2 separate regions of the Homo sapiens genome follow, and region 2 is linked to region 1. A link is a contact called in ENCODE Hi-C data. All regions are on one chromosome and are shown on one strand. Each heading gives the region's core, a stretch centred on a gene start or an enhancer-like site at or near the end of the contact. The rest is flanking DNA. Distances are from core to core; before and after follow the strand shown. Region 1 overlaps BANP (BTG3 associated nuclear protein). Region 2 holds the start of LINC02182 (long intergenic non-protein coding RNA 2182).

The links. A loop is a pair of places that touch in the nucleus more often than their neighbours do. Pooled maps may share reads with other maps.
Region 2: a loop to region 1 is called in a pooled map, with 2.8 times the contacts of the local background. The contact joins the promoter of LINC02182 here to the enhancer-like site in region 1. A Hi-C loop is called at or near these places in 1 of 50 pooled maps.

Annotation. Positions count from the first base shown.
Region 1 is chr16:88,065,842-88,071,606 of GRCh38, forward strand. All of the region lies in intron 12 of BANP (BTG3 associated nuclear protein), which reads left to right. Among named protein-coding and RNA genes, the nearest start is that of BANP, 120 kb to the left of the region's middle. RefSeq lists enhancers at 1-637, 3,888-3,947, 4,048-4,197. Within about 2 kb of position 3,695, at least 4 of the 41 ENCODE cell types and tissues checked have a DNase peak (open chromatin) inside an H3K27ac peak, as active enhancers do.
Region 2 is chr16:88,191,038-88,196,802 of GRCh38, forward strand. It overlaps LINC02182 (long intergenic non-protein coding RNA 2182), which reads left to right and starts at 3,244. Exons shown (of 3, transcript NR_110944.1): 1 at 3,244-3,474; 2 at 3,713-3,828; 3 at 4,030-4,180. It also overlaps a transcript of ZNF469 not described here. RefSeq lists enhancers at 3,026-3,320, 3,529-4,061.

The DNA of each region.
Region 1 (5,765 bases), core at 2,445-4,944:
GGAGGCCCACAGGATCCCAGCCCCACAGTGTCCCCAGCGGAGCAGCTCCCCTCTGGGAGGGCCCCAGCCATGCTTGCCTTCCACCTCCTTCCTGTCCCTCCTGGGCCCACTGCCCAGCTTAGGATTCTTGGTGGGGATGGGAGCACGGGAGAGGGTGTGCACCTGCGCCTGTGGCTTTTACGAGCCTGGGATAGCGTCCGAGCAGCCTCTGTCGTCCCACTACTGCGGCAGGTGCAGGGCGAGCTGTGCCCATGCGAGGCGGCCTCAGGGCAGACGGGGCTTCTCCCAGACACGTTCCTTAGAGCACCGAGGGCTCCAAAGAGCCTTTCCTCATGAAGGGGTCCCCTGCCAGGGGATCCCTCAGGTACACAGCTTTTAAGACTCTGAGATGAGGTTCACCAACGTGGAACTGAACTGCCCAATAAATGTATTAACAGGAAGTGAATGTCCAGGGAAAATTCCTCACCCCTGAGGCTGACATTACCAGCAGGCGGTAATTTTACTTTGAGTGAAACTCGGGAGTTTGGTGTCGTTTCTCTCTGTGGCGCTGCTGCTGCCTTATGGATTGCTGGGTACTGCGGGCCTGGCCACCTGGTGAAGGGCCTCGGCCACACCCACAGCCAGAAGGAGCTCGAAGGAACCCAGCTTCGACTCGGTGTCTGACACTGTGGCCTCTGTTCCCAAAAACAAGTGCCTCCTGCTCCTTTTGCCTAAAATTCTGTTTATTTTCAGCTGAGCTGTGTTGTTCACAAAAAGTAAAACCACATTGCCTGGAAAAATGTAGTTTTGAGGCAGAAATGAGAAAATCCTAACCCATAAATCAAGGAGGAAACTAGAAGTTTCTGTTGATAGATTCTTGAAAAACTGAAAACATTGAATCATTTTGTTCAGTTTTTTTTTCCCCCAGAAAGGTGCCAAACCTTGCCTACATTGCCTGTGTGTGTCTTTGCCATCAGCCTTCAAAACGCCGCTCCCAGCGGTGCGGGCGCTCCCTCTCGTGCTCCCTTGGGAGACTTGAGGGTCTCCCAGGGCAGAGGGGAGGCAGTGGCGCTGTCAGTGGCTGTGCGAGGCTGGGTGACTCTGCTAGGCAGAGGTCAGAGCCATCGGCCGGGGCACATTGCCACAGCGGCCTAGACATTTTTGGATGGAGGTACCAGGCAAATTATTTTATTACTGTTTTGAACTCGCCTAGAAACCCAGTTATAGGAATGCACACTCGCTCTCTTTTTTATTAATTGGTGTTGGACACACAGCACGTGGCGGGATCCTAGGGCCCAGGTGTGTGGGGGAAGGTGAAGCCGCTGACCTTTGACCCTTTGCAGCTCTGTGCCGCCTGCCACTCAGTGTGTTCTTTGCTTTGGTGCCAGTGGAGTGGCCGACTGGCTTGTGTGGCTGGTCTCATGGGGCTGAGGGGGTCAGAGCCGCTGGGCTGGGTGTGGGGCGCCACAGTTGTTTGGCCTCTCAGCCCCCAGCCAGTGTCACCCAGGTGTCTCGCCCCATGCCCCATGCTGCATGGTTCCCACCTACACCACATCTGCGCCGGGGCCTCCCTCAGGGAGGAGACTCGAGCTGGAACCAGGCTGTGACCCTGCACCCTGCTGCGTGCCCCCGCCCTGAGACGGGACCCAGGGGCTTGTCCTGAGGGGCTCTAGGCCGGCCCCACCTCACCTGCTGCACTGCCACCGCTCAAACCTGATTTGAGATACTTTATGGGTATTTTATGCCAGAGTTTCAGAGTCCTTTTTTTTCCTTGGCACTATTTCCAAATCTAAGGGGGTCAGCTGCTGCCACTCCCATTCAGAGCCGCTCCCCAGTGCCCAGCCCCCCCTGCACCCCACGGCGCTCACCCTGCCATGCTCTGGCCACCCCTGCCCTGGACGGCCGGCTGCCCCAGTCCTGGTCCTCCACCCTTTCACTGACCTCGCCCTGCTCCACCCCAGGGTAAACCCCAGGTCTCCACTCAACCTGTCAATCTCCCCACTCCATTGTTCCTGCATGGTTACACCCTGAGATGAGGGAACCCTGACGATGCTCCCGGCTGAGCCTTGCCTTCCCGCAGTTACACGTTGCACGGGGCCTCCCCGTAGCATCCACTGTGTCAATGCCCCCTCCGTCCCCAACAGACCCGCCCTCCCCCCACTGTCTGCCTCCTTGTGTCGTCAGTCCGTGACACGCCACGTGTGTGATGAGGAGGTGCTTGGAGTGGCACTGCTCTGCGTGTGGCCACGCACTTCGTTTCCATTTTCACACGTAGTTCAGAGCTGGGTGTCCGACAGAGGTGCCCGAGGTGGAAAGCGTCGTGCACTCGTCCCACCTGTGGCCCCTGCAGAGCTCCGGCTGTGTGGCACGGGCTCCTGAGAGCTGGGGATGGAGGAGGTGCGGGCTTACCGTGTGCTCCTCTGCTGCTCGCCCCAGGCTTGGGTTTCCTGGCGGTCACCTGGTTGGCGTGAACCTTGGGCGTGCGCCAGGGTCCCTGTGCTGTCGTGGAGTGCAGGCAGGTGGGCAGGCGCTTGGGAGTTACCAGTCAAGTCCCTGCACCGCGCAGACCATTGCCTGGTGTTCAGGAGTTTTCAAGGCCTCGGCCTGGTGGGAATAGTTGAGAAACGCTGGTTCAGGCAGCTTGCTTTATTCACAGCCCTGAGACACCTCTGGGACAGCCCCTGAGGATATTTTTCCCGGAACTTTCTCGGGGCCAGGAGTGTGCCTGTGCTGTGATGAGTGGGAAACGCAGTTTGTGCAGGGCCTCACAGAAGAGCCCACTGGTGCGGGTGCTGGCTGCCTCCTCCAGTGGGCGCCAGCTCGGGGTCTGTGGCAGGAACGTGGGTGGCTGCGGATCCACCCAGGACAGAGTGACTGCCTGGGCGCGTGGTGGAACTGAGTGCAGAACTCCTCCCCAGCCCCCTTTCCAAGTGCAGCCTTGCCCGGTCTGTTCCCAGGCATCACTGAAAAGTTACTGGTGGGTTTGCACATTGGCAGGAATGTCTGCTCTCTCTTCCTTTCTTGGGAAGAAGGTTCTCTCTGCAGGGGCTCCACCTCCCTGGGCGCTCTCGTCCCCAGCCTGTGGTCTGAGCCAGAGTCTCTGCGGCTGACAGGGACTTGCTCTCTCTTTCCTGCCCCTGTCCGTGCACCCAGCCCAGCCCCCTGCCCCTGCACCCAGCCCAGCCCAGCCCCCTGTCCCTGCACCCAGCCCAGCTCCAGCCCCAGGCCCAGATGGAGGGCGCTCCAGTGGGCTTGCCCCGTCTCGTGAAACAGTCCAGAAGCCTCAGTGTTCTCATCGTCAGGCTGGGTTCTGAATGGCGCGCTGTCGCTGCGGGACCTCGGGGCCTGTAAAGATCATGGGAAGGGGCAGCTGTGCCGGCAGCTCCTCCTCCTCGGTGCAGCAACTCCTCTCCGAGTTTATTTCATGTCAGCAAAAAGATGGAATTCTTGCCAGCCAGACATTCAGCTCATTGACCTGCCTTTTTCTTTTTTCTTTTCCACTGACAAATTCATTGTTAAAAAAATATAAGGCATTTGCTCATCAAAAACTAGAATTCTGCTTTAAAACCACAGGCTGTATCTTCTAAGGACTTTGAGAGGCCTACGCCCGAGCCCTCCCCTCACAGAGTCCCCGCCTTCTCTCTCTGCTCCCTCTCGAAGAACCCAGGCTGGAGGGAGCCGGAGGGTAATCGTGCTGCTCCGCTATGGACGGTGGTGGCCCAGGAGAGTGCCTCGGGGACCCAGGTGCTTCCTGTATGGACGCTGCCCCCACCTGCTGTGTGATGGAAGCCCAGCCCCTAAACTGCTCCTAACCCCACCCAGGTCTCAGTTCCTCATCTGTAAATGGCACCTGCACCCCAGGGCCAGCAGCCCCTTTGTCAGCACTCTGATGTCAATGCACGCACTTCACAACGCTCTGCTCCTTCTGTCCGTCACCAAAAAACGAACGTTTGTTCCTTGGAAAAGACTACAGTTGACCCTTGAACAACACAGGTTTGAACTATGAGGATCCACTTATACGTGCATTTTTTTTTTCAGTAAAAATTATACTGAGTGTGCCTGCCTCCTCTTCCACCTCCTCTGTCTCTTCTGCCTCTGCTGCCCTGAGACAGCAAGGCCAGCCTCTCCTGTTCCTCCTCTTCCCCCCAGCCCCAGTCAGCATGCGGACGGTGAGGACGAAGGCCAGGATGACGATCCACTTCCGCTTAATAAAGATCCACTTCCGCTTCATGAATAGCAGCCATATTTCCTCTCGCCTGTGCCTTTCTGAATACCACGTTTTCCCTCGCTTACTCTATTAGAGGAATACAGGTGATGGTACACACAGCACACAAAATACCTGCTCATTGACCACTATCAGTAGGGCCATTGGTCAACAGGCTATTAGTAAAGTTTTGGGGAGTCAGAGGCTGTACATGACTTCAGCTGCACAAGGGTTCAGTGCCTCTAACCCTTGTGGTGTTCAAGGGCCAGCTGCACAATGAATTAATCCCTGGGACCATGTCGGGCTGGCATCTGACACCTGGACTCAGAGGGCCTCTGCAGTAGGGGCCGTCGGGTAAAGAAACCCCAGAGTCCAGCAGAACATCTGACTCTGGCCATATTCCTTCTTGTATAGCATCTGTTTGAGACAACAAAATCCCGAGGCAGAAGGTCGACCGCTCCTTAGGTTCATTCTGATGGCTCAGCTATTCGCCCGAGGCTGGTCCCCGAGGCTGGTGTGCTCGCAAGTCGTGGCTGGCAGGGTTGCCAGGCTTGTCTGCAAAGGACCAGGGGGGATGGGTTTTCAGCTTTGGGGGGCACACCTGGTCTCATCACAGCTGCTCACCACGGCCCTTGGGTCATGACAGGCCAGCACGTGGGGGGCCTGCAGGCCTGTAGATGCTCACTGAAGATGGAGGTTCCTAGATTTGTCATGTGGCACAAAATATTTTTTTGCATTTTTTTCTGTCATTAAAAATCATTTAAAAGCCATTCTCAGTTCACAGCTGTACAAAAGCAGCCAGCAGGTTTGCTCTGGGCGCCGTACTTTGCTAACCTCAATGTAGAGTGAATTATACTTCGTATCTTTAAAAGGCTTGTCTTCTAGCATTGCAGGTGAACTTTGCTTAGAAACATAACTATTTTTAAAAGCACATGTAGGTGAAGTCTAGTCTTTAAAAGCACTTGCAGGTGAAAGCCCTGGTCCGGCGCTGTCTCTGCAGTGTGTTTGCGGGGGCCAAGTTTGCTCTGTGCAGTGCTGCTGTTGTCCAGGGCAGGTCCCACGGAGGGGATGCTGCGGCCAGGCTCCGTGGGGTGGGGCACCCTGCGACGGGCTGCTCCTCTTCCCAGGGCCACCGGTGAGACTCTCAGTGCACAGAGTGCGGTTCTGTGTGGAGGTGTGGGATGCATCTCCTGGCCCTCCCGTAGTGGGGTGCAACCCCAAGTGAAGACCCCGTGGCTCATGTCAAGTGCCCTCAGGGCTGGGGCTGCCCACCCGCCTGCCTGGGCCGTCTTGACACCGGAGCTGCCTGCCTGGATGTTGGAGCGCCCAGTGGATTGAGTGGGAAGTGGGCCTGGGTGCTTACAGGCGATGGGGTCACCAGAGCCCACCCAGGGGCCTCGCCTGTCCCCCATTCTCATTCCATACTCTGGGAGGCGGTACAAGGTCGGGAGGGCCAGCGGGGCTCTCTGCCACCAGGACTCACTTCCGCCCATCTTGGAACTGGGCCTCACTTTCCTGCGAGCTTCTGCTGGGTTCTCAGTGCCCACCAGCAGCTCCTTTGCTCTCCCTGAGCCCTTGAGGT
Region 2 (5,765 bases), core at 1,994-4,493, 120 kb after region 1:
TACCAGAGGCAAGAGACAAAGTCTTATTAGCTACCCTCCTCTGAAGGACAGAAAGGAAAATATGAGACCAGGAGGGTGTTGAGAGCCAAGTGGATTGAAGTGAAGGCTTGGGGCTCCTTGTGGATTTTGTTTGTGTGGGTTATTTTGTTCCCAGGAGTCTCAGGCTGTGTAGCCAAATGCAGTCTGCAGTTCTACTCTTTCCTTTCTTTGAAAGCAAACAGCCTCTTTTGGAAGAGTGAAGGGCACCCGAGGTTCCAGCTGGGGCTGGCCCAGGCCACGGAGCTCTCGGAATGCGTACAGAGCAGACAGCACCCTGCAGTTGGGTGGGTGCTGGCTTTGAGGTCTGGAGATCTAGATGCCCACAAGGTGCCCCTGGCAATTGGGGGCTGCAAAGGCATCAACCACCGCACTGGGCTGGGGCAGAGAAATTGACACGATGAGCTCGGAAAACATTTCTAATGTATTTATTTTTTGTGGTTCGGCTACAGAAGAGAATACGAAAGGGCTGAAGGGGATGAATGAACAAGAGCAGGAGAAGGACCGCCCTGAGGGCAGGAGAAAAGGGTGTGAATCGGGATAGAAGTCAGAACCCCACCAGCTTCTCGCCTGGGAACCAATTGCTGGGGCTGCTTCCTTCCTTCATTCATTCCTGCTTTCTTCACTTCTTCATTCCCTGAACATCAGACATGGTCATAGGCCCTGCTGAGAATTAAAACAGAACAATGAACAAGTCCCACTCTCAGAACGCAGGCAGAGGTGAAATGTTCGGTGGGCTATGGTGATGGCTTTGGAGATTTACTGGTAGCTTCTGTGGGGTTACTCTGGCTGGGATGGGGACCCCAGGGGCCTGCTATGGACAGAATTGTCTCCCTCTCAAATTTGTATATTGAAGTCCTAACACCCAGCGTGATGGTATTTGGAGGGGGGGACTTTGGAGGGTGATTAAGTTTAGATGAGGCCATGAAGGTGGGACCCCATGATGGGACTGGTGTCCTTACAAGGAGAGGAAGAGGCTGGAGCTCCCTCTTTCACCTTGTGAGGACACTGTGGGAAGCCACCTGGAAGTCAGGAAGGGCCCTCATCAGAAGCCAAGTCAGCCATACCTTGATCTTGGAATTCCAGCCTCCAGAACTATGAGAAACAAATTCCTCTTGTTGAAACCATGCAGCCTGAGCTGGTGGAAGCGTTCGGGGTGAGCATGGCTCCTGCAGGGAGATGGAGCAGGGACATTGTGTCAGGTCTAAGGCTGCTGGTAGAGCCTCAGCTTCCTTTCCTTGGCACTCACCAGGCCATGCTGGGAAAGAAGTCTGAGCCAGGTAGTTCGGAAAACACCCCCTTGGTAACTCTTTTGGGAAACGGAGACAGACATCAAGGTCTTGTCTACTTTGTGCAGGAAGATGACATGCGGTAATAAGGAAAAGAAAATGGGAGGTCCTCTGTCTCATGGAATTTGGGGTCACAAGTGTCTCTACAACACCTTACTGGGTCTCAACTCCCAGCTTCTCAGGAGCAAGAGACAAAGAATACAGGTCAGCAGAGCAGAGCCCGAGGGGCTGGTCCACAGTCCAAGTCACACATGATGAGGACAGTATTGAGAGTCATCACATGATGATGGCAGTGATGGTGGTAATGATGATGGTGGTGATGGTGATGATGGTGGTGATAAAGGTGATAATGGTGGTGATGATGGTGTTGATAATGGTGGTGGTGACAGTGGTGATGATCATGATGGTGATGATGGTGGTGATAGTGGTGATGACAATGATGGTAATGATGGTGATGGTGGTGGTGGTGGTGATGACAATGATGATAATGATGGTGATGACGGTGGTGGTGATGATGATGATGGTGGTGGTGATGGTGGTGATGATGGAGGTGATGGTGATGATGGTGATAGTGATGATGGTGATGATGATGAGGATGATGGTGATGGTAGTGATGGTGGTGGTGATGGTGGTGGTGGTGATGGTGGTGATGGTGGTGGTGGTGATGGTGGTGATGGTGGTGGTGATGATGGTGATGGTGGTGATGGTGGTGGTGGTGATGGTGGTGGTGATGGTGTTGATGGTGGTGGTGGTGATGGTGGTGGTGGTGATGGTGGTGATGGTGGTGGGGATGGTGGTGATGGTGGTGGGGATGGTGGTGATGGTGGTGGTGGTGATGGTGGTGGGGATGGTGGTGATGGTGGTGGTGGGGATGGTGGTGGTGGTGATGGTGGTGATGGTGGTAGTGGTGATGGTGGTGGTGGAGATGGTGGTGGTGGGGTTGGTGGTGATGGTGATGATGGTGGTGACGGTGGTGATGATAAGGATGATGATATTGATTATGAGAGTTGTCTTAGTCCATCTGGGTTGCTTTAACAAAATACCGTAAATTGGAGGCCAAGCATGGTGGCTCACACGTGTAATCCCAGCACTTCGGAAGGCTGAGGCTGGAGGATCACTTTAGGCCAGGAGTTCGAGATTAGCCTGGGCACTACACAGGAGGATCCATATCTCTACAGAACATTTTAAAATTAGCTGGGTGTGGTGGTGTGCACCTGCAGTCCCAGTTACTCAGGAGGCTGAAGTAGGAGGATAGCTTGAGCCCAGGAGGTTGAGGCTGCAGTGAGCAATGATCTCACCACTGTGCTCCAGCCTGGGTGGCAGAGCGAGACCCTGTCTCTAAAAAAACCCCAAAAAAACATAAATTAGGTGGCTTATAAACAACAGAAGTTTCTTTCTCATAGTTCTGGAGGCTGGGAAGTCCAAGATTAAGATCTCAGTAGAGACAGTGTCTGGTGAGGCCCATTTCCTCATAGATGGTTAACTTACTGCGCCCTCACATGGCGGAAGGGGCAAGGGGGCTTTCTAGGGCCTTTTATAAAGCACTCATCCCATTAATGAGGGCTCTGCTTCTTAACCTCGTCACCTCTCGAAGGCCCCACTTCCTAATCCCATCACTTTGAGGTTAAGGATTTCAACAAATGAATGTGGAGGGACACAAACACTCAGGCCTCAGCGTGGCCCGGCACCTGCAGAGTGTGGCTTGGTGCAATCACTCTTTAAGCTCCCGCCCCTGGTTACTTGGTTTATTCCCCCCTCCGCCACACAAACCTCCAAGGCTGGGCTACTGATCATCCTCTTCCTACAGACGAGAGACTGCAGGCCTGGAGATGGCACAGCCTGCTCAGGCCACACGGCCTGCAGGTGGCACTGCACTGCAGCAGCCGGGGACGGGCCTCACGTCCTCAGTGCCCCGTGATGTCATTTCAGTGTCGGAGCAGGGAGGGACCTGCTTGTTTTAGAGAAGGGGGTTCACCTGGGACACCCCTGAGCTTTGTCCCAAGCCTCAACAAGCCACTCACTTCCCACTTGGGAGTAGTTTCTCTGCACGCACCAGGCAGTGGGACCAGGGAAGAAATCGCGTCCGCTAAGTGGTGTCGTCTGCCTGCAAGACCTGCACAGCTCCCAGGCCTATGGCTTTGGGCACCAGGTGCTGGGCCGGCGTCTGGAAATGATTAATTCCCTTTGGAGAGAAAAACATCACAGCTGCGTGGCCCTTCCCGGTCCTGGGCGTGGGGCGGGAGGCAGCCGTGCCCGGGATTTCGCGCTGCCCCCGGCGTCTCCTTCCCCGTGCTTTTGTGACTTGATCAGGGTAGATTTATTTTCCGATCCACTGGTTTGTCAACATGTCAATTGACTTGCCTCCATCTGCTTTTTCCCCATGCCAGGACGGTGCCGGCTGAAAGGGAAGTGTCAGCTGTTCTTCTGTCTTTAAAAGGCAGCAAAGAAAAAAGCGCAGGGTTGGGTTTCGTAACGTCAGAGGAGGCCAAGGACACAGCATGGAGTGAGTTACCCGGGCGGGGAGGGAATCGGTGGGGCTGGTCCACGTCGCTGTCCCAGGGAACGGTATTTCTCTCTTTCTTCAGCCCTCATGCGTGTTGCTGGGCTGTGGACACTGGACGAGTTCGGAGAACTCTGGGCCACGTAGGCCCCAGAGGTGCAGGCTGATGGATGGGCTTGTCTTTCTCCCCTTGTCGCCTTTCAGATCTGACGGGAAACGCATGTGGGCGAGGAGGTGATGGGCTTCAAGGCGCGGCTCTCTGGTCGCAAGCCGCCTGTTCTCAGAATACAGCTGGCTGTGTTGTAATCGCACGCTGATCTCACAATAAATAACGTGTGCATGGAACGTGCCTTCAGATGAGCGTGAATTTTTACAGTGTGCACAAACAAAATCCCCCAGCCTGGAGAGCTAAAAGCAGGAGGCGGCCCAGGGGGTGACAGGGCCTGCCTTTCTGGACATGCATGACCTGCAGCCTCTGCACCGGGACTGTGCTGCTAATTATAGCTGTGTTCGTGGGCCCCGCTGGGTGGTTTTGCGAAAATCCATGATTCAGTTCACACTGATAATCTGCTCTGAGGCTGTGGGTGAGGGAGGATTTTCTGGGGGAACAGAAGGTGATCTGAGGGCTGGAGGGGAAGTGGGTTTTAGCTGGGGCTGTCGGCTGATCCTGGCCAAGAGACAAGGTTGCAGAGTTGATTCTGAAAGTTGGACGTGTCTTGGGGTGAGAGTCTCTCTGTCATATCGTCAGACTCAGCATGAAGGTGGTAACAGTCCTCGAGAGGGCATGGGCCCAGCTAACAATGGCAGATGGACGTTTGAAGAAAAGGGGGAAGAGGGCTCTTGCTCTGAGACCTCGGGGTGTCCCGAGATGCAAAGGAGAACAGAGCCCAGAGCGTCAGGAAAGGTCCCATGAGTCTCTCATTGGTCCCCCACCCTGAGCTGTCTCCAGGGAAATCTCTTCTGGAGTAATTTATATTCCATGTCAACTGGTCAGGACAGCCTCTGTGGGTTTGGGAAGGTAGGAGGGAGCTCCAGAGACAACACCGAGCAGGACTTGATGCCCAGACACTTGCTCCCAAGATGATTAACTTGGGAAACTGGAATTATTCTGCCCAGAGGAGGCTGCGTCGTGATCCACAGACATCTGATATCTCAGGCCACATCAGTAATGTTCTGTTTTTCCTGGAGACCTGTGCTCTGACTTATCCATCTGCATTTGGACATTGGAGTCTGTGAGGCCAGCCCTCGCCTTTCTGTGTGTAGGTGGCGAAACTGAGGCCTAGAGAGAGGCATGGCTTGCCCGAAGTGGTGCTGATGGCGTGAAGTTGCTCTTAGAAGTGGAGTACCTGTCGGGACAGCATCTACCTTTGTGGACCACCAGGCTAGCAGGCCTGGCCCAGAACAAGACCTGCAGCCTGTGCCAAGGAGAGAGGTGGCCTGGGTCAGGTCAGGTGCAAAAGCTGGCTCTGAATGACGTCTATGATTCTCATGAGGGCAAGGATCCCAGCCTAGTTCAGCAAAGCCATCGGGGGGAAATTTGGGTTTGAGCAGTCATGGGAGGAGTCTGATAATATGACAGAGGTACCCCCACCTCAAGACATGTCCAACGTTCAGAATGAACTCTGCAACCTTGTCCCTTGGCCAGGAGTGGCCGACAGCCCCAACTAAAACCCACTTCCCCTCCAGCCACTCCATTGAGTTTGGTGGAGTGGTGTCCACCCAGGAGTGACCACCAAAAATAGCTGGAAAGAAGCAATAAGGGAACAGGGCCTACAGGTTGGCTGCTGTGGGCCACTCACTGACAGGCCCCTTGCTCTGCCCAAATTGTCTTGGTAGCCCTTTAGTCAGGTGATATCACCCCTTCATCACAGATAGGAAAGTGAGGCTCAGAGCTCCACCAACTGCTCAAGGCCACACAGCCAGGCCACACAGAGCAGGAG